Linked DNA regions of Homo sapiens: all the other regions are linked to region 2. A link is a loop called in an ENCODE intact Hi-C map of the cell type or tissue named here. Cell type or tissue: B cell. All regions are shown on one strand. Each heading gives the region's core, and the rest is flanking DNA. Links, peaks and the distances in the headings are about the cores only.

The links. Hi-C counts contacts between places; a loop is a spot of excess contacts. Peaks named below come from ENCODE experiments on the same cell type or tissue, not always from the same donor. Only the 100,000 strongest peaks of a DNase experiment are listed, where the experiment ranks them.
Region 1: a loop joins it to region 2, with 13 times the contacts of the local background. A loop is called at or near these places in 17 of 110 quality-filtered maps.
Region 3: it touches region 2 in a loop (7-fold over the local background); 2 of 110 quality-filtered maps call a loop at or near these places.

What each region holds. Positions count from the first base shown.
Region 1 is chr7:121,121,112-121,132,087 of GRCh38, forward strand. It overlaps CPED1 (cadherin like and PC-esterase domain containing 1), which reads left to right. Exons shown (of 23, transcript NM_024913.5): 8 at 3,220-3,362; 9 at 4,709-4,781; 10 at 5,979-6,146; 11 at 7,271-7,375; 12 at 9,014-9,183. Among named protein-coding and RNA genes, the nearest start is that of CPED1, 140 kb to the left of the region's middle. In B cell, for the core only: CTCF peaks have their summits at 5,850 (motif pointing right) and 6,052; a DNase peak (open chromatin) is centred at 5,900; H3K27ac peaks cover 567 bases.
Region 2 is chr7:121,334,065-121,344,627 of GRCh38, forward strand. WNT16 (Wnt family member 16) reads left to right here. Exons shown (of 4, transcript NM_057168.2): 4 at 4,817-7,040. The coding sequence ends at 5,281. Among named protein-coding and RNA genes, the nearest start is that of WNT16, 10 kb to the left of the region's middle. In B cell, for the core only: a CTCF peak has its summit at 3,573; a DNase peak (open chromatin) is centred at 3,557; H3K27ac peaks cover 887 bases.
Region 3 is chr7:121,157,776-121,168,751 of GRCh38, forward strand. The region is part of intron 16 of CPED1 (cadherin like and PC-esterase domain containing 1); the gene reads left to right. LOC124901735 (a long non-coding RNA gene) reads right to left here. Exons shown (of 3, transcript XR_007060494.1): 3 at 1-10,976. Among named protein-coding and RNA genes, the nearest start is that of WNT16, 170 kb to the right of the region's middle. In B cell, for the core only: no CTCF peak of the experiment used is centred there; no DNase peak of the experiment used is centred there; H3K27ac peaks cover 605 bases.

The sequences.
Region 1 (10,976 bases), core at 1,125-9,124, 210 kb before region 2:
GAAATAATGAGGCGGAACCCAGAACATAACATGGGAGGAGTTGTAAAATATGTGGTGGAATGAAGTAGATAACAAGGACACCTTGGGAAAGATATCAGACATGATCCAAGTTTTTCTATATACTTTTAAGTGCATTCTGTTGCTCTTGTCCTTCCATTTTTAATTAATTGAAAATTTAAGTCCATCCACTTGTATCTGAATAAGTTGCTTGAATGGATCAATGTTGTAAAAATGTAAATACCTTACTAGTTATTGCTTGAATTTTACACAGGTACAAACAAATGATGATGCATTAGCTGACTGGTTTTACGACCATGATCTTATGAGGTCATTTTCTATATAATTTATTTTGCACTAAAATTTACACTGAAGGAAGAAAATTTATAGTTTATAAAATAGTTTCATGTCATGTTAAAAGTTACAAGATGTTCTTTTATTCATATTTATTTTATTGCCAATATACTGATTTCCTTGCGAACTTATATTCTCACATTTATTTAATTGAAAAACATTGATTGGAAGTGTTGATAAGGAGAGGAAGAAGTCTCCTTAATATTTGAGTTAATGGCTTGACTGTTTTAAATTAGGAGGAAAGGTGAAAGTGCTCCTTCAGGTATTTGTGAGTTAAGAAAGTGCATGGGTGAAATTGTTCAGGTTCTGGTGGCATTTGAATGGAATTAACATCAAATAATTTCAGATTTGTCATTGTCTCATGAGATCATTGAGCATAGTTCTGTCATTCTGCACTGAGACTCACAGAACTCATGTAATTTGACCAAGGAAATACAATTAGAGTAACAAATTGCAGTGTAACCGGACACTCAAAAAAGTGGTTCACTTAGTTAGTCTAAGTGAGTTAGTTACAAGAACTGATAAAAGTTGTGCCTTCTTTTGGAGACTTTGAAAGTTTATGATTTTTTAAAAATTCATATGAAGCACTCGCGTGATTCTACTTTAATTTCTAGCATATGTAGTTTGCTTGCCACTATACTGAATGAATTAAAAAGAAGAAATCACACTCATCTGGATTTTTTTTTTTTTTTTTTTGAGACAGAGTCTCGCTCTGTCACCCAGGCTGCAGTGCATTGGTGTGATCTCGGATCACTACAGCATCTGCCTCCCTGGTTCAAGTGATTCTCCTGCCTCAGCCTCCCAAGTAGCTGGGATTACAGATGTGTGCCACCATTCCCAGCTAATTTTTGTATTTTTAGTAGAGATGGGGTTTCATCATGTTGGCCAGGCTGGTCTCGAACTCCTGATCTCAGGTGATCCACCCGCCTTGGCCTCCCAAAGTGCTGGGATTATAGGCGTGAGCCACCATGCCCGGCTGTCTTGTTTTAATTAATAGAAAATAAAAGGAGCTGACATGTACTGAATACAGATGTGCTGGGTGGTGGAATTCCTTATGTACATTCTGTCATTTAATCTCAAGGATACCTCTATAAAGTAGGCACTGTTATTAATCCCACAAAGTCTCACAACTTTGGCACAAAACCAAAGTTGAACCTGGACCTTTTTACCTCTAGAGTCTGTAGAGGTAATACCTATGTACTATGCAACTTGTCTCCCAAAGCACAGAACACAGGGCTTTCTAAAGGCTACAGTTCTCTAAAAGTTGAATTGAATGGCATCCCATATTTAAATGCTCACTGCTACATTAAGAAATTAAGAAATAATCATTTTCATTTTAGAGAAGTAAGTGCAACCCTAAGACATTAATTTGCTAATTATTCTTCCTCATGGAGATAAAATCTTATAATTTATCTTATCTCATATGCTACATAGACATTTCCAACTTTCATATATTATTAACCTTAACCTCTGTGATATTCAGGTAACATTGAAATAGAAAAATGCAACAATGTCACACACAAACCTTTCTACATAATATGGTGAAAGGAATGAAATATAATGAGTTACTTTTACTTGGAAAAACATAATGTTACTCTGCTTTGAATCAAGGGTGTTAACATTTTTAGTGTTAGCAATAATTTGTTTTCTTTCAATCATACAATTATTACATTTATTTTCCTTAGTAAAATGGAAGAACATCCCAATTGCCAAATACTAATGACGCATTCTTAGGGTCTCTATGTGTAATCTTATTAGGTTTCTGTTTTCAACTGGAAAGTTTATGAAGCCAGTATTTGTTTATCTTGGGGGAATTTTGCTTATGCATTGAGAAGACACATTTACCGTTTTTCCACAGGCAATCCAGGCCAATATTTGTCCTTCTTTATCATAGCAACAAAAGTTTTTCACTTTGCAATCCTGTGTAGTCTGGATAGATTTAGTCTGTTTTTCCAAAAAACATTAATAGAATACCTGCTGCATGTTTTTTCAAAAAATATTTTTTGTTCTTCATCTTTAAAAGAGTATGTTTATCCAGAGAAAGTTTATGAATCAATATGAGATTTGTTTTATATTTTTAAAAAATATTCACTTGAACTTTGATATGAAGCATCCTCAAGAGGTAGTTTTGTTTTTGTCATTTTAATATTTAAGCAAATAAAAACAGCTATTTGTGATACTAACAATTGTGTTTTTAAGATGACACAATTGAGCTTCATTCCCCCTTTTTTGTAATACTGCCCTATCACATGAAATAATTAAGAATTAAAACATTAACAGGACACTGGGATTCTCTCAGAGTCTTCTCTGGTTGGCTAGATCTGGCACAGAATAATGGCATGAGGAAGAAGCAACTTTGATATATTTATTTTTGTTCTAATATGCCCCCAAAATTGATAATAATAAAAAACTAACATTTGAATTTCATACTTTAACATGACTTTCAAATACATTTTCTTCTAATTTGGCTTCACATCTCTCTTGTTGGTAGATATTAATCCCAATTTAAAGAGGACACAAAGATTCTGAGCAGTGGGTGGCAAGCCCAGCTCACCTAGTTAGTAGAGTTACAAATGAAACTTTGGAGTTCTGATGACAAGACTTGCATTTTCCACGATTAGATGCTGTGAAATGAGGAAAATAAATGGAGTAGGCATTTCTAAAGAAATTTAAATTACAAGACATTTAAACCTTTCTCTTTCAATATACCTGTATCTTAGATTACCAAACTTACTGATTAGGTGAGGGTGGGGTTTGGGTGTGACAAGTAGAGATAACCTAGAACAATCCTTCAAATTGGTCACCTTGAAAATGATAGACAAACTGAGGCTATTGTTTTAACACGTGAATCCTTTACTTTGTTCACAGCTGCAAACATTTTTTGAGACATTCCTGAGAGCCAGTTCACCTCAACAGGCTTTTGACATTATGAAGGAAGCAATTGGCAAACTACTGCTAGCGGCTGAAGTATTCAGTGAAACATCTACTCTGGGACCAAAGACCTTCCATAGGTAAAAAACAAATTTTAATTTAAAAAAAAAAGAAAAGAAAGAAAGCAACCTATCTTTTAAAAATTGTTGGTGGAAATGTATCTTAATTATCATAAGTAGGTGGTACTTGGAAAATTTTATGTCAATATACAAACATGATCTTCTAAACATATGTGGCCATATTTATAGATCCTAAAACTTTAGAACGTGTGGCAGACTCAGTAGTATCTAAATAGTGGTAACAAGAAGTAAAGTGCGCATTTTCAAAGTTAATCTTTTAATTGCAGCCGCCTTTTCAAGTGCAACTGTTTCTATCATAGATACTTGGCATTGACTAGGTATAATTTTACTTATACATAATAAATTTCATTCTCAAATATCCCACTGATTTCATAATGCAGAGGAGAAAATGAAGAACTTTATTAAGAAAATTCAATAACTCCTATTCCCATATCTGTTTACTTGACTATAACTTATTGCCTTTGTTCTAAGGAAATGTTAAATCTCGTACGTCAAAAAGTGGGGGAAGCACATCAATTTAAACCTTATCATAATTTATATGTGAATAGGTACCTAGCATGTAGGAGTAGGAGAGTTTTCTTCTTCGTATTTAGGTTTCCATGGATTAACTTTATTGCTTAGTTTAATGTGTTATGAATATTTAGGTATATTTTTATTTTCTATAAGAAATAAAACAGAATCCAAATCCAAAAATTTATCACATGTAATTTTACATTATCCAAGCCACTGCTCTTTTTAATTAGTAGATATATTGAAAATTAACAATAGTGATTATTAATATGACACCAAATAAGAGTAAATGTAGCAAGAGAATATAGTTTTTATTATTATTATTTTACTTTAAGTTCTGGGATATATGTGCAGAATGTACAGGTTTGTCACATAGGTATACATATGCCATGGTGGTTTGCTGCACCTATCAATCCATCATCTAGGTTTTAAGCCCTGCATGCGTTAGGTATTTGTCCTAATGCTTTCCCTCTCCTTGCCCCCCAACCCCCAACAGGCCCCAGTGTGTGATGTTCCCCTCCCTGTGTCCATGTGTTCTCATTGTTCAATTACCATTTATGAGTGAGAACATGCAACGTTTGGTTTTCTGTTCCTGGGTTAGTTTGCTGAGAATGATGGTTTCCAGCTTCATCTATGTCCCTGCAAAGTACTTGAACTCATCCTTTTTTTATGGCTGCATAGTATTCCATGGTGTGTATGTGCCACATTTTCTTTATCCAGTCTATCATTAATGGGCATTTGGGTTGGTTCCAAGTTTTGCTGTTATAAATAGTGCATTAATAAACATCCATGTGCATGTATCTTTACTTTTATGGTACCTTGTGTTTTCATTTTAGATGCAGATTCTGCTTTCAACTTCTAACTTTTGATATTGGTTATGGCAGTTTCATGTACCCTGTAGTGCTCCAGGTCAGTATGCCAAAGGCCTCATGTGAGCTTCTACCTTGTGGTGAGAGATCAGTGTGTGTGTGTTGTTGTTGTTGTTTTCATTCATAGTAACCAATCAATAAATAGCAATTTGCAAAAGTACTGTAGGCTTATATTCACTGTGGTTCAGACAATTAACTAGTATGTGGAGAATCTATGAGTCCAATCCTGCCTATGTGTCTCTGTAAAATAAACATGAATTTTTCTATGGTTCAAGTACTATTTGTGAAATAAATGTGGTATGAAGTCAAGTATGCATTAAAGGAAAAAAGAGGATGTGTAGATAATAGAAAGTAACAGATTATCTGGCGTATTCACATGAGGGTATAAAAAGATAACTTTTATTTTTTACATATACATATTTAGTTTAAAATTGGTTTATATTTAGTTTAAAAAAACCATGGGAATTTTTGAATTTTTTTTTCTGATATAGATATGTGTAGAGTGAAGTGTTTTTGCCCATTTTGATTCTTTTCCTTCCTCTCAAATTAAATATACTCATTCATATTATCTCCCCCAACATATTTTGTTTTTCCTCTAACATAGCCCTTAGAGGCAAAAACATAAAAAATAATTTATTAAATTAGTCTATAGAAAGTTCTACCTTGGAATACAGGGTGGGAAAAAAGGAAGAAGGGGAAAATAAAATTATGTATAACTAGAATATAGCTTTGTATAACATTTCTGTGTCCTCAAACTATTATTCCGGTAAGCCAATTACATTATAGATGGCTCATACATTTGGTTAAATAATTCCAAGATTTCTCCATAAAAATTTAAAACTTAATTAACTGACACTTTTAAATACTCATTTTTTCATTGTTTTGCATGCATACCTAATAGTTTGTATTATGCTTTTTAAAATCTGTTGTTCAGAAAGAAATGTTATGTATTATCTTCCATGAAAGCATATTCTTCAGCTATAAAGGGTATCGAGATAAACTAATGTGACTTTATATTAGTTAATTTTCTTATACTGTACATTAAATAATTGTATCTTTAAATTGTATCTTTAAAAAAAATTACTCACATTTATAAAACTGTTGACTTCCAAAAAGACCACTAGATGTCAGTTCTGATCTATAATCCAACAGGAAATAAATCATGTCTTAGAAGTAATTCCATTGTCTTAAAAGTAAATCGATGAAAAATATTTGCTGTGCTTTTGTTCTTTCAAAGGTACACGAGCATTTAAATTTTCAAGATTATGATAATATGGATTTTGAGGACCAAAATACAGAAGAATTCCTTTTAAATGACACTTTCAATTTTCTCTTCCCTAATGAATCATCACTTTCCATATTTTCTGAGATATTTCAGAGACTTTATAGATCAGATGTTTTCAAGGTAAGTGCATATTTGTGTACTGATAAATATTTTTTCAAGTCATTCCTTAGAAGGTGTCATTCTCCTTATTCTGCAATTCAGCAACTTGATAATTCACTTCAAATTAATTGGTATCTATTATATCACACTTCTTAATTTTTTCTGACCTCTGGACTAAGATTATTTTTATGTCAACTAAGTATGTAAGTGACTGATTATGATAAAATTATGGGTTGAAAATTAAGTATAGTGTTCATAATTTCTTATTTTTTCTTTTTGTTTTTCTTTTTTTCTTTTTCTTTCTTTTTTTTTTTTTTGAGACAGAGTCTCGCTCTGTCACCCAGGCAGGAGTGCAGTGGCACGATCTTGACTCACTGCAACCTCCGCCTCCTGGGTTCAAGAGATTCTCTTGCCTCAGCCTCCCAAGTAGCTGGGACTACAGGCATGCACCACCAAACCCAGCTAATTTTTGTATTTTTAGTAGAAACGGGGTTTCATCATGTTGGCCAGGCTGGTCTTGAACTCCTGACCTCGTGATCCGCCTGCCTCGGCCTCCCAAAGTGCTGGGATTACGAAATGTTTGTGGATATTATGAATAATATGTATTGTATGCTACAGAATACTTTTTTATTTTTTAATTTTTTCTTTCATCTTATAAGTTCAGAGGGTACATGTGCAGGTTCATTACATGTATTATAGTATACTTTAAAAGAAATGTTAGAACTCTTTGGAGGCAGTCTAGAATAGCAGTGAGTGCTCCAGATTGACGTCAGAGGACTTGAATTATAATGCTATTTTTTTTTAAGCATTCACATCTATTGTCATGTTTGGGCAAATGCCAATGAATAGAGCAGAGTGCTTCAAAATAACATGGATTGATTTTTATAACACGTTAGCATCTCCCCAACCTCACTACCAAAGCATCATTGAGCTATTTTATCCAGGTCCTCCCTGTCAGATATGAAGCTTTCTTATATTCAGACACCACTGTGACAAGTTGAAGTTGCTATGTATTATTTAACATTAATTAGCTCAGTTGTTTATAGAACTCAAAATCTGATTGGTTGATGAAATGGGAGGTAATTGGGTTGAACATGGTTTGACTTTTTAACAATTGCTTAAGTTCTTTCCCCCTACCAATACAGGGTGAAAACTATCAAAAGGAACTAAATCAGTGTCTGTCCTTAGAAGAAATTAACTCAATTATGACTTTCATAAAGGAACTTGGAAGTCTGGGACAATTCCAACTGGTAAAGCAAAAGTGACATTTGATTCTTTCTTGGTGACTGGGATTAGAGTAGATCACTGTAAGCTACCTGATTTTGACATCAAACTAGATTAAGTATTTCTTTAAGAAATAGAAATCTTTATAAGCTACTTTGCTCTTTCAGAGATCTAAGTAGCAAAATGAGCAAGATTTATATGCATAACTTTAAGAGTTTGCAAACAATATGTGACTTATTAAAGGTAAAAGAACATGGGATTAGCATAGCTGCCAGAATTTGACAGTTTTCAAGGGGAAAATGCCAACATTTTTCTGAAGAAGTTTTACTTTTAGCTTCAGAACATTTACATGCAACCAAAAGTTATTTCTGCTTATTATCCCCTTGTTATTTCTGCTTATTATACCCTTTTTGTTTTTGTAAAATCATATAGAGTTGAAAATAATATTTTAGAAGACTGCCTAAACCTTAATTTCTTATAACTCTATATCAAACTTCAAAGAAAGAAAATGTAAATAATTATAACTTTTACTGGCTTATATCTTTTAAAAAAGGCATTCATTTTATCTTCTATGTATTTTGTTAATTCCTTGGTTAGTATCAAAGGATAATTTATTGAGTGTGAAATGCATGTTTAATACTTGTTTTCTTTCCAGTTCTGATACTTATATAGACTGAAATGAATTTGTATTTTTCCACCTAAGATTTGTTCATATGAAATATCTTTTTGAAATAGCATTCTTAATCATTAATCATTTATTATTACCCTGATGTTTCACTCAAGTATTTATCTTACTTGTAAAAAGTATATGTGTGTGTGTATATATGTATATATATATATATATATATATACGTATATATATATATATATATATACGTATATATATATATACATACATACACTACTTGTATGAGTTTAATCAACTTACTAAGTTAATTAATGAGTGTTTGATACTCCTTTTTCTAATTTGGTCCCAAATTTTGGAGGATTCAGAGTAAGCTAATTTCCCCAAAGATAATTGAGTTGGCACAATATCATTTTAACTATTTTAAACGTATAAGTATTACATTCACAACAGTTTGACTAAATACTATAAAAAGATAATAAAAGGGATCTGCCTTGCTCTTCAGGAATTTATAACTTTAGATACTGTTACTATGGAGAACATTTCTCATCATAACTTGAGGAAGAACTAAATAATTATTTTGCAAGAGAAAGAGAAAATTCCAATTTCCTGGTTCTCACAGTAGAAAGGAGATAACCACAGATTTTTATTTGCGGGGGAAAGAGGGGAAGATTAATATTTCTCACTCTGACATAATTCATTTGTAACCCAAGAGGCTCTCTCATTCTTCCTGCTGCCTAACTCTGTTATTCATGTGTCTTCTGGTATCTGTAACAGGAAAGAGAAATCCGCTTATATTCAATGAAAAGAAAAAAAAAAACTCACCCTATTTGGAAATATGATCATCAACAAAATTAGTTTCTTATAAAAAGTGGCATTTACATCAACAACTTTGCAGAAAACTAATTTATGGTACTGACCAATGGATTTTTAACAAATATCTGACTTTTTAAATAAATGACTAAGTATAAGGCTGTTCATAGTAATACTACATTATAATTTGTTTTCCATAACTTATACTGATATTTTGTGTTCTCAGCTCTTCCCATCTACTACTCCTGGGATTCAGTCACTGATGCATGAATTTTATGATGTGGCAAATCCTGTGGGAAATCCTGGCTCAGTCCTGACCCAATACTGGTCTCTTTTAAATGTATTTGAACAATTTCAGTTCATGAATAAAAAGACACAGCCACATCCACTGGAATGGTAAGATAGCCACAAATTTGAATTGTACAATCCAAAAAATCTCTAGTTTACAGATTGATTTCAAAAGGCTTTGCCTATGTTAAAGCAAGCAGCAACAACAAAAAAGTGTGTCCAAATTTCCATGCTCAGGAAAATAAATGTCTTTAAACATTGAAACCATAATGATTCTAGTGGTCTTCAAACACTTTAATAAAAATGTATCCAACAGTTTTTTAAACCAACAAGACTTGACTCCACTATAATGTTTAGAATTGAAAGTTTCAATCTAGTTTCCTTCAGTGATATATATTCTTGAATTGTGAGGGTATCAGACAGAAGTAATTAGATGAGATGTGTTTTATGAACCATCAGTCAGAGTGGCAGCTTGAGACAGTAAAATTATTTATTTAGAAAGTTTTTGAGGTGTGACTTTTTTCTGAGCAAAACCCATTGAATGTATATACATATGTTCTGTCTTTGTCACAATTGATTCCTATTTTGGTTTCAGAAGGTAGAACTTTGGGGTTTTTCTTTTTTTAGAAGGTAGAATCTCAGAGGAAAATATTTGGATAAGATAAAATTTCCCACCTTCACTTCCATTCTAATGAGAGGTAGTAATTAGGGAATAAGAGGGAACTGAGATGGATAAAATTTTATCTCCACTAGTTAGGGAAAAGGGGCAACACCTAAGGTTTTTTCTGCTTCTCTTTTATATGGATGGAATTACAGGAGCATTCGACTTTTCTACTGGCAGCAAAACAGAAGTAAACCTAAACCTCCTAGGGAGATGAAAGACTAAATGGCCCTGCCATAATCATTTAAGTCTTTTGCAGTCACCCTAGGCCATGGCTTCAGCTCTATTGACTTACATTTCACTTCTTTCTGCTAAGGATATAGTGAAAACAGTTCTATAAAAACTTTATTTTTACAATTCAAAAATTTGAATAATCATATATTTGAAGAATTCTTAGGACATATCCCAGGATCAGAATTCACCTTATTTGCCATGGCTTTAAGAAGCTGGTTTTATTTCCTCAATACCTGGAAGTAGTAGGCCCAGCAGAAGGTTTTGTTTATGTGTTTGAAAATTAGGTTTTAAATAACATACTTCAGAGACACTTTGTTTGTACTTTACACTCACTCAAATAATCTAAGACTGTCTCATTTATTATAGATGGGTGAAAAACAGACTTGATTTCCACAGGAAGCTGTTTCAAAGTTTTTTTTTTTTTTTTTTAACTTTGAGGAAGTTCCCTGAAGATACTCAAACTTTGGAAAGTTTGTTCCCAAGCAAATTTTTCTCAAGCTCCATGTATGTTGTAAGGTTAAGCAGTGTTCTGATCTTAAATTTAGAAGATTGAATTCTCTTCTAATAAGAAAATTTACTAATGGTCAGTGTTGAGTATAGTTGGAAAGGGTGAGGACTTTTTTGAGTCATAGAGACTATATTCAAAAATCCCAACTTTAGAATTTATGAAGACAGGTTTGAACCCCTCTGAGACTCAGTTTTCTTATCTGCAAAATATGCATTATACTATGAACTATGTATATTTCAGTATGATTACATAAAATTTCATTTGCTACATAGCATCTGATACGCTGTAGCACAGGTAGATAGTAAATATCAGTATACTTTCCTTTCCATGTTTCTATTCAATGATCATTTTAGCTTCTATAGTGGGGGTAATGTTTTTTTTTTTTTAATGGGAAAAGCACGACAAGTTTGAAATATTTAAGTTAATAGTGAGACAAGTAAACCTTACTACGTTTGTCAACAAGCAATTAGTATATTGCTAATTTCATTTGCATTCAAG
Region 2 (10,563 bases), core at 1-8,000:
ATTAATTTAAATCCATTTTTATTGGCAAAAAATAATTTTCTAACATTACCTAGGTTCTTGCTATTATTCTAACTAGCTTGAAAACAATTCAATTTATGCATATATGTACATTTTGTGTAAATCTCTGAGTTTTCTCTCCTGAATCATTTTTTTCACATTGTTCATTTTTGGTTCACATTGTTTCACATTTAGATGAAATCTTAAAATATTAGAAAACATTTTCCTGGTTATTTGGTAGGTACTATGCTGGTGTTTTTGTTGTTGTTTTTATTTTCTCTTGAGGTATTATAATTCAACAGAGTTTTGTATTTTTCTTTCTGTTGCTGGCAAAAAAACAAAAACAAAAACAAAACCAACAACACCATAAAAGAGGTTTCCTGGTTATTATCTAACATGGATGAGCAATCAACTCAATTTTTTCAACATTGGCAATTAGGATTTTAATCTAATAGGCATATTCTTCTGAATAAAATCCAGGTCTGTATTCAATTGAGTTGATTTTCTTAGCCTCAAAATCACAAACTCAAAATGTAGGAAAGTGTTCAGAGAAATGTGGGTACTGGCGCTTAGTAGTACTGTGAGCAGGATAGATGATTTTCTAACCGCTAACCTTAAATACTCTGATTCCCACTTGGTTTCTGACACCATTCCTAAACTTATGACTCCAAGAATAATGTTGCCGAATGATGATTGGCTAACGGAATGATGTGATGTCTTCCAGGGGCAGAACTTCTGGGAATAATGTGACTTGGAATATTTATGGGTATTTCTTTTGGTGTGCTTAAAATATTTCCATTCTTCCCATGTCCACCTCACAAACTTTTAAGTTTCCCTACCCCATAATTTGTTTTATGATGAGTAACTCAACAAAGTGGGAAGGGCTCAATCCCAAATTTTCATTGACCTATTCCAAGAATATTTATAAGTAGTTGAACAACACATAGTGTTTTGCTTTTCAGTAGGTTCGAATATATTTTTGGACAGAAAGGGACAAAACGGGTCAGAGGAACAGGAATCCTACATACACCCATCCAACCTCGTGTCGCAGTTTTTATAAAAACTTAGATCATCTGATAGTTGAGAAAATGAAATGTTAGTCACAAAACGTTCCACAACAATTTTCTGGCCATTTTTGTAAAATTCGGACAACGTAATTTACTGAAAAACAATCGCCAACTGCCACATTACCTCTGAGTCAAAATTGTGGAACCAATCAGTTCTTAAACCACTTCTCAAGCGGTTTCTATGTTTACATTAAGTATTAATGATGCATCTTTCCTATTTCACTTCATTAGAAATTTATCAAACCAAAATTTACACAAGGAATCCAGTAGATTAAATGCTACCCTCCTGATTGCTCTGACATAGTTTAAAAATATTCCACCAAAATGTGCACATCTGTTTGCAATAGTTAACAAAACATTCCTCTGTTAATATCGTTATAAACCTTAACAACTCAACTAGAGTAGAGAAAGGAATTTTCTCATAACCACACAGCACTCATTCCTTTGCTATTCTCTTATGTTCCTGTTAACAGAAAATTATGGTGATATTGCTGTAATTCACAATGGCTATTTAACATTAATTAAGAATCCTGGAGGAAAATCTCCAGAATACACTTTCTGGGGGAGTGTTCATGCAATTTCCTTAAATATACTTGCATTTTCCACTTTTATTTTTCCCTATTCTACTAAAATTATCCTGCTGCATATAAATACCTTATATTATTTATCACCAGCTTTCCTTATGTAAGATAAACGTCTTAATCAGACTTTATTTTTCTGTAAAATTGAAATCATAAGTACCTGCTTATTAACTAGCTATTATGTGCAACAAATATCTTCCTCTAAAACTAAATCAGGTAAAATATTTATTAAAATATGCTCTGAGAAGCAGAATTCTAATTCTGTAGAATTAAACTTTGTGTGTGTGTGTGTGTGTGTGTGTGTGTGTGTGTGTGTGTGTGTATCTGTCCTTGAATTTTGCATTTCATCAGTCCTGAGTGGTGATTACACTGCTTTATTCTAATTCCAGATTGTCCAAGTTCTTTCCTTGGAATATTATGGGGGTATAATCTTTGAAATTCCAGGTCAGGTTATTGATATTTTTTTCCTTGAAGTTCATTTATCTTTCTGTCCTAGAATACAGTATATATATGCATATATATGTGTGTATATATGCCCATAGATATTCTAAGAATATGTATATACCTCTATAGATGTTCGAGGATACAAAAATAATATGTATCATATATAATAAAGATATTATTTCTTTTATTATGTTTATTGTTAGGGACACTTACAATTCAAAGTTTAAATTGTCATCACTGAAAAATTATAAATTCCATGTATGTATTCAAAAGGGCTAATTTTCTAGGAGGGAAATCTTTCTATAATTTCAATACAAATTCAGCAGGTGATGTAATTGAATTTGAAAATCAGTCTCTCTTTTTATCCTTCATCGTGTTGTAGTGCATAACTTTCATAGAGTAACACTATTGTGGACGGGGCTAAAACTGAGGAGTTGAAAGAGAGAGCCCAGCCGGCTCAAAACAATACCATTAACCTCTTAGCAGTGACATGTGTTTAAGAAGGTGGTTTTTATTACTCCCTCTTGATTCAGTTTACCAACAGAGGATGAGATAAAAGTGTTCAAGTGAGCTGGACCAATTACTCAATAAGTATTTGATGAGCGTCTACTTTGTCCCTCATGCTGTGCAAATTGGCAACATCTTACATGATGTCTGAAGTGACTAATAAAAGAAAAAATCGGCTCCTCAGTCATGATCCAGGGGAGAAACAGCTTTAAGTCACTAAGTGATGACTGTAAAGAAGGCTGATCAGCTTAAACATGGAAACATACATTGTTATGTTTTTAGTGTTCTTTGGACAGTTATGTTTTGTTATTACCCAGCACTGATTGAGCTTTTTCTCGTAAACTTTGGGAGCTTAAAATTTGAACAAAGTAGGCAGATCACATTTATTTGCCTGGAAATGTTTTAAAGAATTGAGGGTTTTGTGAATATGAAATGCCATAAATTTAAAGAAATAAGCTTCTGTGACATACTTTATAAATTGCTGTCATATAATCGCAGGACACCTTTTGCCCTGGGTTAAGAAGAAATAGATACATCTATTAGTTTCTTAGTTTTGTGAATTCAAAAAAAGCAAATGTGCCATATGCACTACTAAGAAATATCAAGCATTGCATAAATCAATACCATATGCTCTTATTTAAGGTTGCAAATGTTATTATTTGTGTGCAATATTGTCTCATTAGATAGTTCAGACATTTTTAAAATTTGTTTGAAAACATAACATTCTGCAAACGTGTCAATGTCAGGTTTGGTACAAAACAGCAAAGTGTAGACCCCTGTCATTTTATTGTTTTCATAAGAATTGTAAGTGGAATTTAAACTGTGAGGTTTTTCCTTTCTTTGGTGAGATTACACACATAATTTCCAAGTTATTGAATGGATGGATCCATCTTTCATTTTACCCAGCATGTTGACAGAACGTCAACTCCACAGCTAGCCCTGACGATTTATTAATCTGTTCTGCCATCGTCTGGGGATTGAAGGAAGCTATGCTGGCTAGCCTGGTATGTAAGAGATTAGAGCCCTAAACTTTTGAAATCTCTATATTGTTTTTGCACCCCTAGCCTTACTGGAAATGTTTATCTCAACTCTAACTGTACCTTCTTTTTCAGAGAAAGGGGCTTTTATTTAGACCTTAGTGTGTGTCAGGCAGTGGACTATTACAAATATATGTAGTTTCATTTAACTTCTTAGTCTGTTTAAACTGAACTTAGCACTTAGAATTGAAAAAATTACATAAACATTATCCCCTTTGTATTTTCCATGCTAGGATAATGCTACTGATTCATCAAGGATAGGGCATGTGTTTTGAATTAATTTTCCAGAAAAGGAGAATTTGCTGGGGGGAGCCACCATACTGTAGCCCCTTCTCCTTTTGACCAACTAAACCAGATTTGTCATAGTTTCTCATGTGGCCTGGAACCAGGGGATAGCATAGTTCACCACCTCCACCCCTCCCTTTGTATGTGACTGACTTTTATAGTGATCAAACTTGAGAACTCTCAATTGAATCAATACGTCTCATCCCTGGATGCTCATTAAAATAATCTCAGCGGCTTTGTGAAAGTACCATGGCCTGGACACCCCACCCCCTGCCCGACCAGTGAAATCAGAATCTGAGAGGTTTGAGCATTGGTTATTTGTAAAGTTCCATGATGTTTCTATGCACCATGAGAGCTAAGGGTAACTTCTCTCTCAGTGCTTCTCAAATTTTAATGACAATCTTGTTAAAAATGCAGCTTTTGGTTCTGTAGGTCTGGAGTGGGGCCTGAGAGTCTGCATATCTCACAAGTGATGCTGGTGTTGCTGGTCCCTGAGCTGTATTCTGAGTAACGAGGTGTTGAATGGTATCAGGAACATACAGGCATGCATAAGCATCCTACCACATTCAAAATTAGACCGGGGATTAGAAATAGAAGTAATTTCCTTTTGTTATCGCAGATAATCTCCAATAATATTAGTCTGGTCCACTACTTTAAGTACAGCTTGGAAAGCTTTGCTCTGAAGGGTCAAGAAATTTGGACAAAACATTTGGGACAAAAACCAAAGGACGAAACATTTGAAGCCTACGCAATTTTAAAGATTATTTACGTTCAAAACCATCATTTTTATTCAAGAGGAAATAGACCCAGAAAGTTAATTGATTAGATTAACTGTGCTTCTGTTGTTGAGTAAAACACTTTATGATTGATAGTTGAACACAATTACTGTTGGTTTCAGGCTGTCGCCAAGTTGATGTCAGTAGACTGCCGCTGCCACGGAGTTTCCGGCTCCTGTGCTGTGAAAACATGCTGGAAAACCATGTCTTCTTTTGAAAAGATTGGCCATTTGTTGAAGGATAAATATGAAAACAGTATCCAGATATCAGACAAAACAAAGAGGAAAATGCGCAGGAGAGAAAAAGATCAGAGGAAAATACCAATCCATAAGGATGATCTGCTCTATGTTAATAAGTCTCCCAACTACTGTGTAGAAGATAAGAAACTGGGAATCCCAGGGACACAAGGCAGAGAATGCAACCGTACATCAGAGGGTGCAGATGGCTGCAACCTCCTCTGCTGTGGCCGAGGTTACAACACCCATGTGGTCAGGCACGTGGAGAGGTGTGAGTGTAAGTTCATCTGGTGCTGCTATGTCCGTTGCAGGAGGTGTGAAAGCATGACTGATGTCCACACTTGCAAGTAACCACTCCATCCAGCCTTGGGCAAGATGCCTCAGCAATATACAATGGCATTGCAACCAGAGAGGTGCCCATCCCTGTGCAGCGCTAGTAAAGTTGACTCTTGCAGTGGAATCCCTAGAACCTTGGACCTGAGAGTTTCCCTTACCTGATCGACATATTTTCCTTTATCTGATCAACCCATCAATCATGTGGATTTCTTGGGATTCTAATGTTGAAAAGGTTTATATTCACCTTTTGATGATTTGGGGAATATATATTGACATACAAGGAAGATAATCTGTTTCCTAAGCAAGAAATAACAGGAAAGATCCCTTATGCCAGGAGGCCTGCCATACTCAGGATAAGATCCTTGAATATGGAACTTAGTTACAGGACTCAATAATGGTGGGTGAACATTAGTCATTTTTAAAAGACACCTCTTATAGCAATAAGGAGACATTAACATGAATCTCATTTATTCTCTCAGTATTTTAACTGAAGAAATTATACTGTTTGTGTGTGGATAGAAGATGTTGAAAAGTTAACATAAGCATTGGGTGCTGACTTACCCTTTCATGTACTTCCAAAGAAAGGTAATCAAAAAGAATCTTCTTAAGTGATATAATATCCCTAAAAAAATGATCATTACAGATGTTTAGTGACAAAGAATCAATATGTAAAAAGTATAATGAATGATTTAGATTTTAAGTGCCTTTTCACTGGGAGAATCTGGAAAAACCTCCATAAGGTATATAGCAATCTTTGATCTTTAGATTCATACTTTTATCACAGATCAGTTTCAACTGTTAAAAACCCACCTCTGAGATACTGGGGGGAGGATCCTGAAACATGCGGGAAAAGGAGAGGTAAACAGTGGAGGTAAAAATATAATTTCATACATTGTAAAGAAAAGCACCCTTTAAATGTGTAAAGACAGTGTTTTGTAAAGAATTTTGTTTAAAAAGTTTCTATTTTGTAAATACAGTACTTAAGTTATATGATTTATATTAAAACATTTATTGACAAAGCCTAAGAGCTAAGGCAGTAAAATTATCTCATAAATAATATTAGCTTATTTTTTTTCATACTATTAATGCTATTTTTTTGGACATCGAAGAGAATTTAACTTAGCAGTTAGTTATATGGATGTGTATTTCTTGCTAAAATGACAGTTTTATATGTTATAGATTAAAATATGTTGCAAAATATCAAAAATTTGTGTTATTTCAGCAGTAAGATTAATTGAATTCTCTTTTCACATTAGTTATGCTTAACTCATAAGGTTATTATAATAAATTATATTAGTAAAAGTCTTAACTGGAAAAAAGAATCTAAATCAGAATAGTGATCAATTTGTGGATTTGATATCCTGGATATTTATTATATTTTATGTAATGCTGCATTTCTATTTGAATGTTAAGTGGTCTTTCTTGTTTTTAATATTCATGCATGTATATTCATCATATTTTACAAGGTTCCTGGTAAAAATTACAGGGCTCTATTTAAGGATGTATTTTAATGTAAATGCTTATGTTTTTTATGAATTGTTAAATATTTCAGTATTATATAGAAAAAAATAGATTTTTAAAATTCAGAATGGACAAAGAGAATATTCATTTTCTTATTAATAAGATAAAGAAATGTTTCCCTGCCCCACAGTCTTCATTCTATTTCTCTTTAATTTTATTCACTGAGGCAGAGAAACAATTTTTGAAAAAGAGCAAACCCATGGAAAATGTCTCAGATCTAATATTAAAATCAAGACTAAGCATTTAACTGTGATTGTAAAGTTTGACAAAGTTATTATTTACTAAATGAGAGACACAGAAATGGCAAATATATGAATATAGTGCATATTTAAAAGTGGTTTTCCAGTCTTTAGCATCCCTTGAACAGAATAATCTGAAAATATACACTCTCTCCTGCCTATTTTTTTCAAAGTAAATCTATTTTGTCTTCTTTGAACATAATCACCCATTTTTAAAAAACAGAAAGACTGTAGTGTCTATTAACAACCAATTTCTTCTATTAATTAGAAAACCTTTCATAATTACCTTATCAACTGACTGTGAGAATCAGGCAGCCTCTAATTTACAAAGACTTGATTACTGTTCAGCCATTCCTTTAAAACAGTGATGCTAACTCAGGCACCTCTCTCTGGGATGCCTAAGCAAAAACTCCTCCTAACTCCAAACCTGTGTCTTTGGGTTCTTCTTTTCTTCTCACCTTTGGTATCACCATGGAAGCCATCCTTAAGTTTCTCACTTTTTTTTTTTTTTTTTAAGACAGTCTCACTCTGTTGCCCAGGCTGGAGTGCAGTGACCCGATCTCGGCTCACTGCAACATCTGCCTTCTGGGTTCAAATGATTCTCCCGCTTCAGCCTCCCAAGTAGCTGGGATTACAGGCATGTGCCACCATGACTAGCTAATTTTTGTATTTTTGGTAGAGACGGAGTTTCACCATGTTGGCCAGGCTGGTCTCAAACTCTTGACCTCAAGTGATCCACCCACCTCGGCCTCCCAAAGTGTTGGGATTACAGGTGTGAGCTACCGCGCCTGGCCATCACCTATCTATCTCTCTTATTGGCTGACAGCCTGCCCTTAGCCCATTTCCATCCCACTCCCAGTCATGGTAGAGGAAGCACCATGGTGCTCCTGGGAACACAATTCTGGGACCCAAAGGCTCCTATCTAGTCTAAACCACATTGCCTGCATTCATTAGGGCCCCTTATGTTGCAAGTAATGGAAAACTCAACCCAGACTGATTTAAACATTAAATATGTTGACTCAGTAACTAAAAACTTCAAACTTGTGACTGGTTCAGGGGAAGCTTGATCCACAAGCTCACACCATGTTCCCTGGGCTCAGGTCTCTCTATTACTTTAGGCTGGCTACTGGCCAAGTCTTCTACTTCAGGGTTCATGCAGTGCTGTGTCCTAACCTCTTTCAAAGTCTCCCACCCCTAGCATCTCTGGGATCTCTACTTTTCTTAGCAACATGGCTGCCATGCTTCCAGACCTCACATTCTCCTACCTGCCACTCATTCTAAGGAAAGAGGGGTCCCATCCTCAAGAAAGAGAGGTTCTCTCCTGGTTTGCTCACACAGATGGAAAGAAAACCTTTTCTTTCTCAGAGGATTCAGCAAAGGTCTTCTGAGTCTCAGTGGTTCTAATTGATTAAATGTGCCTCTCTCTGAAAAAATCACCATGACCATTGGGAGTTTTGGGTGAGCCATAGGTACATTGAACCATCTTAAGGCCATCATGACCCTGGAAGTGGAAGTGGGATTCCCTGGAACTAAAATTACACAGCGTGAGAACAGAGACGGGGGTGGTTTCCCTAAAGGAAAACCAGGGTGTTATGTTACTGGTAAGGAGTACCTGGACGCTGGGCAGCAAAGACATTATATGCCTTAGTTCTAGTGAGCTGTTTAGGAAACAGCTTTTGATATTACATGGAGCTCACAACAGACAAAGCAAGCCCTAAGCACTGTGGATTATGAATGTGGGTTCAAAGTGCTTTGATTTGTTTAAATACCTTGCATAATGTTAAAGGGCGAAGGGAGGTGCTCCAGTGGATTATTTTTCAATTTAGGAGTTCAAATTCTTTGTAAATTTGGAACTGCCTAATAAAGGCAATGGTAAGAGGCAATGATTCATCCTGAAACAAAGTCAAGAAAAACATATTAAATGATATTATCTGTAACATCTGGATTAGGAAGTTGAATAATTAAGGCATTTTCCTGATAATGGTACTTTACACAACATTAACAACATGTTAATTCTTTTTAGTATAAACAACTGCATTATTTCTTTATTCACAATTCGGATGATAGTCATTTTGTTTTCTATTTTAAGAGACTATGATAATTATATTAAAAATAACAACAAAATTTTAATTTTACACATTAGATGCTGTGACCTTATGTTTTGGCAGCTTTAAAACTATGTGATATGCACAGTAAGTATTTTAAAACACATTTTAATTTTCTCCAGGACTGTTAGTACTAATATGATATTTGTACTTAGTTTAAATATTTGTACTAAGTTTATTTGTACTAAGTTTAAATACGTAGTAGAAACAGAAAAGCGTCTCATCAAAATACTTATTTCTAGGCAATTTAGTGAGTTGCTCATCCTTTTTGCATCACCTCCCAAAGGTCATCAAAGATTGAGAAATTCGACTCACTATTTAGAGGCAGGAAGTGATCTGGAACACTGATTACCTTAGGTGATTTGAGGGAAGAAAAATTTGAATCCTATCTTCAGAAACCTCAAATACTCCTCAAGACAAGCCTTTCTTAAAGAAAGTTGGCTAAGATGTCTCCTTTTTGAAATTAATTTAAATTTTACTATAGACCAGATGTGATAAATCATGACATTTCTTGGGGGCAAGATGATGACACGTGGCACAGCATGACAAGGGACACAGTGATACACAAGGAAAGGACTAATTTACTTTGAAAGAATAAATAATATTAGCAAATACCTCCATAGCACTTAGTATATACCCGTATTAGTCTAAGTAAAAAATATATAGAGAGATACATATAAAAATTCAATCTTCACAACAACCTCGTAAAGTAGGTACATTATTGTAGTTTTCGTTTTACAGCTGAGGAAACTGAGACACACAGTAAGTTCCCAGCCCAAGGTCACACAGAAGGAACTGGCTTCAATGTCTGTGCCCTTAACTACCACATTGTTATTGTGCTTCTCACAGTATCAGAATTGTCAGACTGTGTTTACAAACATATGCCATTTAAAGAATTTAGGGGATTTGTGAATGTAATGAAAGTTACAGGATGTTCTTCATGGTTTGGTTATATAAACTTGGTTGAAAAGTAGGGAGCGAAGTGATGGGAGAGCTGAGATCTTAGAATTTACTATGAAATAAAATTAAAATACACTGCCTCTTGATTACTAAGCCCAAAGTGACTTACGCTGACTTCTATTTTAGATTGCAATGTGGCTTACAGTTGGATTGTGCAAGAATCTAATAACCATTCCAAAAGAAAATAACTAGGGGTAAAGATCAAACTAATTTAGTGTGACATAAAATAAATACTTACATCCTTTTTATTGTTGTGCTTACAGCCAAATGTTACATAAGGTGTTATTTTTAACAGATGGATTAAAATTTACTATTTGTAATGGTTTACACTCATATCCAAAGGAAAACCACTAGAGGTGGTTTGCACCAGATTAAAACTTTTTGAAACAAAATCATACTAGCAAAAGCAGCCTCTCCCATGTGGTTGTAAAGTAATAAAGGAGAATCAAGTCAACACAAACTAAAGTTTCAT
Region 3 (10,976 bases), core at 1,356-9,355, 170 kb before region 2:
ACCTAGACACGGTTCTTGAGTTCCTGAAAATGAATAAAGTGAATGAATAAAATGAGTAAAATGAATGCAGGATTGCCAGTTCACTGACAATTTACCCTCCCTGGCTGAAAAAGTTCCCCATTTCTTCTTTAGAATATTCTTTATAATATTGACTTAGCTCTTCTATACCCTTACTGGTTAAATCTTAGTGGCATTGTCTTGATATCATAAAATATAAAAACTGTAAAAAATTTTTTGATGAAAGGGATGCATTATATGCACAATTATAATTCATTACTTTAATAACCCTCCTTCAGTGATATCTCCAAGGATGAGACCTACATTGGTAATCTGCAAATGTTCAATAGCCAATCAGCAAATAGGAAGTAATTATTGGGTCATGGTATCAACATATAAGAGATAATTGTTATATTAAGTTCTGCTGTTTAAGGGTTTGCATGTTTGTTATAAATTAAACAAATACATTTGACTGAGGCAATAGTGGTACAGAATGAAAAAATAATGATTTGTGTAAAGCCCCCAAAATAGCTGCACTGACTGGGAGTCTTTGACATCCTCTTTCCCATGCTAAGTCCATCTGTGATCACGATAACCCCAGTCTGGCATTCAGCCCTCCCTGCCAACTGGACACATGCCGCTGATGAACAGCTTCTCACCCCCTTTCATAACCAGAGCACAAATATTAGATGAATTTCCTTTGAACCTTGCTTCCTCTTGGCTCTTAACATAGTCTAGCTCCTTAGAAGAAACATTTCAGGTTCTGGGAGACACAGAGTCCCTTATTAATCATCTTTTTTTTTTTTTCTGGAGGAACAAATATTAAAAAAATTTTTATATTTCTCCAAGGTAATAGATACTGTGTATCATGATTGGAAAAGATGTCCCACTTCTTAAATATTTAATTAGAATCTGTCACTGCAGGATATGGAATATTAACCATCTAGCCCTTAAAAAGAGTACTAAGGTTTCTCTGCATAACAATAATACTATTAATAATAAGAAACGATAGTCATTTTCTATTTGATGCTTCTTCCAAGAACTTATTTCTTTAGACACTTCCATGTGTAACTAGCCAGACAACAGCCAATCCATATTTAAATAACTCCATGTAATAAAATAATGTTTTTCATGTTAAGAGGAAGGATTCCAGAATGTTATATTCTTTTTAATGCCATTATCCAGTTAGAACACTTTTAACCATAACAATAATAATTTCCAGCTATCCCAAATCCTAAAATAAAGTGCCAACCCCCCGAAATATATTTCGTTACTGAAACATGTGTAAACAATTATGAATATCTAAACCATACTGGTATTGGTTTTCAGACTCTCTCCAAAACTGTAGGGAAAAAAATGCCCCTAGTGAGTATGTTGATAAATATATTCGACTTCAAAAGTTGCTTTTGCAGACCCAGAGAATAAAGATTTCACTTTTTATTGGGTATGTAAAAAAAATGGTATAAATTTTAGATTTTACGTTTCAGAAAGAGAAAAAGACATCTATACAATTTACTCTTCTGATTTGTAAAACTCAAGTTTATTCAAAACTGCACCAGAATCTGTGAGTGGGGAGTGATCAATTGGAGTTGAGATTATAATTTGGGGGAGATCAATGAGGGCCTCTGACTTGATCAGAAGTTTTTGTTTTTGTTTACCTCTTCAAAAAATTCAGTAGAAATACATGGATTTGTTATGCCGGGTACATGGATTCATTATGATAAGAAAGAATTTGAAGTTAGATACATATTTAAATATTAAAATGTTTAGTTCAAAAGTATTTTTAAATGAACCTACCTCTTATTGTTACCAAAAGAGGCAATCCCAATCTTATTTAAATTCCATTTTAAATGGCGTGGATTCCCCAACCCATTAGCAAAAATATTGTTCAAGATGGTGAAATAATTGTGGTATCTTTTTAAAAACTCTACAATTAGCTAACACTCTGTTGTTGTATATTACTCTTGTCTCTCTCCCTCACTCGCACACATACATGCACACACATGGTAAACTTCTCCAGGCCAAAGCTTAGGTCTTTTATCATCCTCACGTAGCACAATGCCTGGAAAGTTCTTAATATTTGTAAAATTAAATGATACTGTTCAAACCAAATACAAAATTAAATACATGCCCTATTTTAAAAGTTATGATCTAGGTTACATTAATATGACATTCTTGAAAAATGTTAAAATGCATGATTACATTTATGGGGTATTTTTGCATATATAATTTTTAAATTGTTTTAGCTTTGTGTTTTGAAATAATATTGAACTTGTGAGTTGAAAAACAGTATAAACAATTCCTATACACTTTACATCCAGATTCACCAAATTGTTTTTTTTTAATTTTTATTTAATTTTAAATGTTTATGGATATATAGTAGGTGTATGTATTTATGGGGTACATGAGATTTAAAAATGCTAAATGCATCATTACATTACATCACTATTACATTATATCACTATGACATTACATCACTATTGCATCAGAATAGTGTTGATATCCCTGTGCATGAAGGTTGTATGAGTACAGTTCCTCTTCTCCTTATCTTAGTAAAAGAAGGCCTCCTTAGCCTCAGACTTTCATATATTTGGCTGCAAGAGAGATATGAGGGGATAGAGAGCGAGAAGAGGTGAACTTTGGGGAATGTATTGTTCATGAAGAGAGACTATGTCCCCCCAACCTGCTCCCAGAGGGGGAAGGGAGAGGGGTCCATGATTTCTCCTCTTAAGGTAATCACCTGTGAAGCTTAGAGATGACTTCAAGAGGGAGAGAAAATTGCTTGTTTACCTGGCTGAATATCTGCTTAGTAACAGGGTCTGAGGAATGGCCTTGTACTGCCAGAAAGGGAGAAAGAGAGTGATGAGATACTGCTGCTGGTAAGGTTCGCCAGGCTAAGAAGGGGCAAGGAGCAGTCCCCTGAGTTCTCAGGAATTCGAGGTAGAGCTATATCTGTCCCAGGCCACAGTCCCCAGAGTTAAAGCTGTAGAAGGTAGAAGAAATGGGGTTTTGTATGTAGGCTTCTCAGGGACCCAGCAGGAGATGAAAAGATACCTGAGGCTTTTGATCAGGATCAGCTGGAAAAGGTAGCTGAGCCTCTCAATGCTCCAGACAACTGCCTCAACATCATGGCTTTTTTGAGGCTACCCCCCAACAATGAGACAATGATCGAGGTCAACAGGGATGACCCCCAAAAGATTTATTTTGCCATCTTCTCCCACCTTAAATCAAAAGGAAAAAATTTAGGAAAGTTATGAGGGAACGGACCCCATTCACCACCTCCAACCCTTCCGTGTTACTTTTTTTATTGCTGTGCAACAAATTACCACAAATGTAGCAACTTTTAAAACAACATCCATTCAGTAGGTCAGGTTTGGTAGCTTAGAAATCCAGGGGCAGTGGGACGGTGTTCTCTGCTCAGAGCTCAAAATCTAAAAGTGTTGGCCAGGCTGAATTCTTGTCTGGAACCTCTGGGGAAGAGCCCACTGACAAGCTCACTGGGGTTGCTGGCAGAATTCCCTTACCTGCAACTGGAGGGTTAAGGTCCTTGTTTCCTTACAAGCTGCCAGTCCAGGACTGCTCTCAGTTCCCAGAGGCTGCCCACATTCCTTGCCACCTGGTCCTTTTCATCTCCTAAGCCAGCAATGGGGACTCTCACACCTTGAATCTCTCTCCCAGGATTTTTCTCTCTCTGTCTTTCCTATCTCTGACCTCTAGACCCAGATTTTAGCTCCCTAATTTAAGGTCAACTGATTTGGGAATTTAATTACATGTGCAAAATCTCTCCCAGCAACACCTAGATTAGTGTTTGCTTGAATAACTGGAGGAAGATGGATATACATCAAGGGCCAGGAAGAATAAGAGCTATCTCAGAATTAGACCTGTCATACTTCTCTGCCTACCATAAAGAGTGGGAGCTGCAAATCTACATTTCCCTGGGGGAAAGCTTTGGATCAAAATGAGAATAAAGTTTTAGTGAAAATGAGACTTTTAATAACTGGCAATTACTAAAGTGTAATGATACAGGACTTTAGTATCGTGAAGGGAACCAGATCCATTAAGAAAGGGGGTAGGTTTGTCAACATAGCAGGATAGTAGCAGTTATTCAAAAAAAATAAAATTATTTCTCATTTATTTATTTACCTTACAAGTTGAGATTCTTCAATTAAAACTATTGTCTATGATTGGAGTAACCTCACACAGTAGAGCAGTCTCTTGTAGTAAATGCCTACACTGTTCTTGTCAGATTTTACCACTTTATAAGACAACCATATGTGATGGGCAGTATCATCACAGAAAACAAGTGGCAGACCTGGGACTTAAGTCCATAAAGTGTTGCAAACACAAATCTTTTCAGACATGGCTAATATAAATGACAGAATTAGGCCAAGTGTAGGCAATAGGAACTGGTGAGGACTATGGCTAAGTGGAAAGCATATGCCCTGTTAAATGTGAACAGCAACTGCTCAGGTCAAGATATTTGCTGCTACTTTGGAAGGATGATTCAGTATTGTGGAATCTCCTAATTCTTCCAAAGAAACCTAACATTTGAATTTTAATGGAAGACTTCTCAAGTTTTACATATTGATAACTAATTTTTAAAAGGGAAGCCTCTGCAAGGCAAACAAGTAAATAAAATTCTGTGATCAGATTCCGCACAGAGAACATCAGTTCATGTCTTCTGATATAATCCAATGCACTCATACCATAAATGATAAACTTAATGTGTGTGTGGGAGGAAGGATGGTAATTGAAGAGAAGGGATACAATGACTAGAACAATTTATATTGTTAATTCAAAAAAACCTACTTTGATTTGTTTTTTAAAATAAAGAGGATTTACTAGCAGATTTCACTGAAAAAATCCAGATATTCCAAGCTCCAGGTGAAGTTTGATTCAGTGCTTAAACAATGTCATCTGTTTCCTCTCCATCTCACTGTGGTGTATTTTAGTTGTTACCTCACCCTCAGACTCCACATGGGAGCCTTCAGGCAACTGCAGGTTCTCTCAGATGTCCACACATGTGGTCATGCTGAACCAAAACCTCACATCACTTTCCTGGGAGTTCCTGTGAAATATGCATAAATATCATTATCACTGATTGGATTTTGTACCCAACTACTTACTACTGATTGATTTAAGCCAATGAAGTCTAACCCTAGAACTGGTAAGAGGCCAATTCCTCCAAACCTCATAGCTAAGCATAAACAAAATCAATTCCCAAAGGAAATTAGAAATACTCTTTTAAGAAAGACAGATGCTGGGAAACAAAGAACAAAGTCTACCTGAGGTTTATCTTCTGAATATCTCCTCCAGTTCTAGGACTTAAAAGATGTCTATGAAATATCTACTTCCAGTCTCAACTCTCCTCATGGACTCCAATCCATTTATCCAACTGCATTTGAACCACCTTTTACTTAGATAACCAACCTTCAATCAAACATCTCTAATGTCATTTCATCATTTCTACCCCACTCCCCACAACATTCTATTACATCTAATTTTTTAGTCAATGTTCTTGTGCAGGAAATAGAAACCAACTCTGGCTAACCTAAGCAGAAAAGGAACTTTATTCAAAACATATCTGGTAGCTTACAGAATTGAGCTATTGTGGGAAGACTATAGAAGCAGAAAATGGACAGGAATCAAGGGAAACAGGAGGAGCTGCAGGCAAAGTACCACCCCGACTCCCACTGTCACTGGACACACTCTCTTCTCCAGAGCCTACAGGCTGCTGCTTCTGCCTTTGCTGCTGAACATCAAGGCCATGAACAATTTCTAAACTGTCCTATCTTACTTGTGTCATTTGTTCCAAATTTGAAATCTTACAGTGGGGCATCCAGTTAGCCACATTTAAATCACATGTTATTGTTCTGCTCACTAGACAGAGCAGGATTACTTGGCATTTATAGTATAGGATTCCCTCTAAATAAGAGAGGGTTGAACAATGGGCCATGAAAAAATGACAAGTGTCCTGAATTCCTATATTTTATGGAGCCTCACAACAAGACAGCTATCAGTTCAATATAAATAAGTCCATTCTCATACCCATAGCTCTCCAAAGATAAAATAAATATGCCTTCTCAATGGGCAACAGGTTTGTCTTTAAAGTATCCCAAGAATAGACTCATTGACCACTTGGTGGCAATATTAAAGAAAGAATTCAGGCATCACAGGGTTGGATAGACCAAATGATTTTTTAAAACCTCAATAATCTAAACATTTTAGTTAGAAGTATGTCCTCAGTCCCAATTTACTGCTAGGTGCTCTGCTCTTTCTTCCACTATTTGTGTGTTTGTAAATATTAAGGAACAAAAGCTCAGAACATCACAAATCTGATTTGAAGGCCCTAATAAGACCTTGTGATCACTTCCTTTTCCAGATGCCCCAGGGCATGGCCCACTGCTGGATACTTGGCCCAGGATTTAAAGGGGCTGTGTGCCACTGTGGATTTGGAGGATTATATCCACAATTTGCCACCCAATTCCTCTCTGGTCTAGTACACTTCTTTAGTTCACTTCTTAAGTTTCATCTAGGCCTTAAGTGTTTCTGACTGATTATGAGCAATGTAGCAACTGAGGAATCCCCTCCCCGAAAGACAGTAGGACTATGTTGACCAGGATACTGGCTTCACTTCTTTCGTTCCTCTCTTGTCACTGCTTTTCCTCATCCTAGTGATTCTCAAGCTTAAGCATGCATTGAAATTTCCCAGAGGGCTTATTAAAACACAGACTGCTGGCTTAAACCCCAGGTTCCCACTCAGTAGGTTTAGGATGGGGCTCAAGAATTTGCATATCTAGTGACTTTCCAGCTGATGCTGATGCCATGCCTCTTGTCCCCAAACTGCGCTTTGAGAACCATTGTCTTTTACTACCCCTAAGCTGATGCCTTTTCTTTTTCATATAAAAAGCACCTGCTTTTATCATTATGTAGCTCAGGTGCATTCTCTTTTCAATACATTTCTTCCATATTCCATTTATTTGTCTGATAGGAAAGGCTATTTCTTTACCTCTCAAAATACCCTGTCTTTGTGTGTGAAAAGACTAAATTTCAAGTAATGTCACCAAGGAGATAGTTTTATTAGGGAATAAACACCTTTTAGTGGTACTTCCCAAAACTTGACTTCTAGTCCTATATTGTTCACTCTGTATTCTTTATGACATAAATGTGTCTTCATTTTCTCAACTTTTCTGACTCTTCCTATAAGTGATTCTGAACATCAAAGGTATTTTTCTAAGTTTCTTCTTGAACTCTCTGAAATTTTAAAATTCATTGTTTTCTTACATTTGTGTATTTCAATGATTGTTTTGCTAACATAAATTACTATGTTTCTTAAGTTTTATTTGCCCTTGTTAAACATAATTTAAATCTATAAAAACAAAAAGGAACAAAAAAGGAAAAGTAATATCAAGCATCAGATAAAAGATGTGCCAAAGTAGGATATGTTGGATATAAACTTCACTTAAGTATCCAGTATATAAACTTCACTTAAGTATCCAGTAAGTGTTTTTTCTTGTTTCTTTTTGGTGTTGTTTGTAACTGTTTTTGAGAAAGCAGTGTCTAAAAGCAAAAGTAAATTTCCTTTTGTCAAACTTTAAAAATTAGAAACTCATTAACTGACCAGTAATGAAAATAAAGGATCTGTTCATTAATGACCAAATTCATGTTTAAGGACACAATTTTGTATGAGTAGCTTCAAATAATCTTTACCCCAGTCTTCCTACTATTCAATCATGAAAGAGTGATAGTATGTTTAGTAATCATTTGACCAAGTCATACATCATTAAATATGTCCTTTTCTTAGAATTAACACCCTCTATACTTTAATTTCCTTTCCTTTCATTCTTTCTCCAATATTTAGAGACCTCATCAGAGTTCACAATATGTCCCCACCCTACTTCAGTCCCCTGGATGATTAACCACCACTAAGTCTGAAGTTTCTAAATTGTTACTTTTCTTCTTTTTGGCATGTGTTGGGGGAGAGGTAAAATTTTTACAATTCAGAGAAAGACAATATATTTTAAGATTGGAACTGATAAAGATCAAGCATTTCTTTTGATTCTGGCTTTCATTTAAATCATTTGCATTCCAATTATTTGTTAGCTTTCTAAATGGTCTCTTCAGCATCAAGCTAAGATATGATTGGATGTATCTGTGGCTTTTATAAACTCTGTACTATTGAGGGTCATCCAAGTTTTAGAAACATTGTAATGTATGTGGCTATTTTGACAAATCAACATCCTTCTTATTGAATCAGTTTAATATATCTGTTTTTGCTCACATTAGAACGCTAATTATGTAAACACAACTTACCCACCAGCTCTGCCACAAGGGCCTGAGTGCATGGCAAAAACAAAAAAAAACAAAAAAAAAACATTTCACCAGAAGACCACATTTTGTATGTTATTCAATAAGATACATGGATTGGGTGTGGCATCAGAAGATTTGAATCTATGTGCTAGCTTTATCGCTTATTACCACAATGACACTGAGCAAGCCACTTAAGTTCTCGGAAAATTGCTATGATGTATAAAATGGACATAATTTATACTTGCCCCAACCTATTTCCCTGGATTGTTATTAAGAATAAAATGATAATGGATGCAAAAGACTTTCGCAAGTTATGAAGTATTATACAGATGAGACATATATTATATTTACTTATATATTAGACATACTGATACATTTTAAATGATTCCAGTTCATCCTTTTTTTGAATTTCAGTTAAATACACATTCTAACATCTCACTCAGGAAAAAAGGCTATTGTTTTCTTTGATAATAAACTGAAATATTTAACTAAAATTGTATGAGCCTGTATTGTAAAAACAACTCATGATGCTCTTCTCCCTGCCAGTTCCCAAAGGATATTTATCTTAGAATTTTAAGAGGTAAAATTATTTTGGTTCTTCTTCTTTTTGGAGTAATGCTGTTTTTCTCATTCCTTTTAAAGTTAAGAATCATGTAGCATTAAAAAATATATACAGTAGGCTATGGCATTTTCCTAGTTGCTACAAGAAATAAATGTAGGAGAAAGTTCTTTAATGTAAAAATTCCTAACTGTTAACAGATCGTGAAAATCAGCAACAACTGTTGTGCTGAGGATCATGATCTACAAGTAGAGGGCAGATAATTCCACTGAGATGAAAAGAGTGCGTCTGGTGTTTGAGCTGTGGCCACATTTGACTTTCATGTCCTTTTGGGACACAACACACTTTGTGGAAGAAGAAAGTTAATGCAGCTGCCTTCGCTAATCATTCAGTGTGACCCAGCCCCTCAGGGAGGAAGGTAAAAACAGCTACACTCTGAGACCCACCAACCTTGCTGATTAACAGCAAATGCTGGTAAAGTGACCCTCTAAGTCTGTCTAGCCCATCAGGCCTAGAAATGTAATTTAGATGATTATCTCTATGCCCATTAAACCTTGTGACCTATTGCAGTCCGTTTGAAGTTGGTCTGCTTACACTTGTTAATAGGAAAAAAAGAAGGATTAACTCAGAGGTCATGAAATCAGAGTGCAGCCAAGATGATGGCAACAGAGCATAGGAAACCTTCCTTGGCCCCTGTAGAAGTGAGGAAGAACCCTGAGAATAAGGGGCTGCCAACAGAATTCATTTCTTTATGGAAAAAAGAGTTCTTTGGAATGCAACCAAGATTGAATCCTTCACCCTCCACTAGTTCTGGAGAGTTTTGTTTAATTTATAAGCATCGTATTCTAACAAGGTGAGCAGTCATGTTTAAGATCATGGGATTTATGAAAAGGATCACAGCATAAAGTCTGCTTGAGAAACTTAATGAAGAGAATAGATGCATTGTCTGCATTCTATAACAATTTGAAACAGACACCATAACATATTTGAGATCTGATATAAAAGTTAAATCATTTTGTGTAAGCTGTAAGGTCTGAAGAAAACTACTAGAACCCATTAATTTTAGTTTACCTTTTAAAGTCTATTTTTTTTTTTTTTTTTTTTTTTTGAGATGGAGTCTCGCTCTGTTGCCCAGGCTGGAGTGCAGTGGAGCGATCTCGGCCCACTGCAAGCTCTGCCTCCCGGGTTCACGCCATTCTCCTGCCTCAGCCTCCTGTGTAGCTGGGACTACAGGCGCCTGCCACCATGCCCGGCTAATTTTTTTTGTATTTTTAGTAGAGATGGGGTTTCACCGTGTTAGCCAGGATGGTCTCGATCTCCTGACCTCGTGATCCGCCCGCCTCGGCCTCCCAAAGTGCTGAGATTACAGGCGTGAGCCACCGCTCCTGACCCAAAAGTCTATTGCTTTTAAACTCGAAAGAGCTGAGCTTAGTTCCTGAGGTCCTTGTTGGGCGCAGCTTCTCTATGTATGCAGAGCAGTTCATTACTGGCTTACATTCTGAACGCTATCATAGCGGGAGGCTCTCTTACTGGTCAGAGGTTTAATATGCTGAGAATGTTGCTCAAGTAAAAGCTCCTATCAGCTGACCTCTTTACTCACTGGATATTTAAACTTTCTCTTTCACTTTAAGAAAACCTGAAATAATTTTTAAAACTTACAATTCTTAAAAAGTGACTGACAAGGTCTTAATATTTTAAAAGTAGTCTTCTCTATCTAAAGAATCAAGACTTTGTATTCTCTTAAATATCACTTTTAACATATAATTTTATTTACTAAAACATGGTTCTGCATAATTTTAATTTTTAAAAATTTTTAAATTGTTGTGGGTATGTAGTAGGTGTATATGGGGTACATGAGATGTTTTGATGCAGGCATGGAATATGTAATGATCACATCATGGAGAATGGGATATCCAACCCTTCAAGCATTTAACTTTTGAGTTACAAAAAATCCAATTACGCTCTTTAAGTTATTTTAAAATGTACAATTAAATTATTATTGACAATAGCCTATTGTGATATCAAATACTAGGTCTTATTCATTCTATTTTTTTGTATCCATTAACCATCCCCCACCTCTCCTCCAGCGCTCCACTACCCTTTTCAGCCT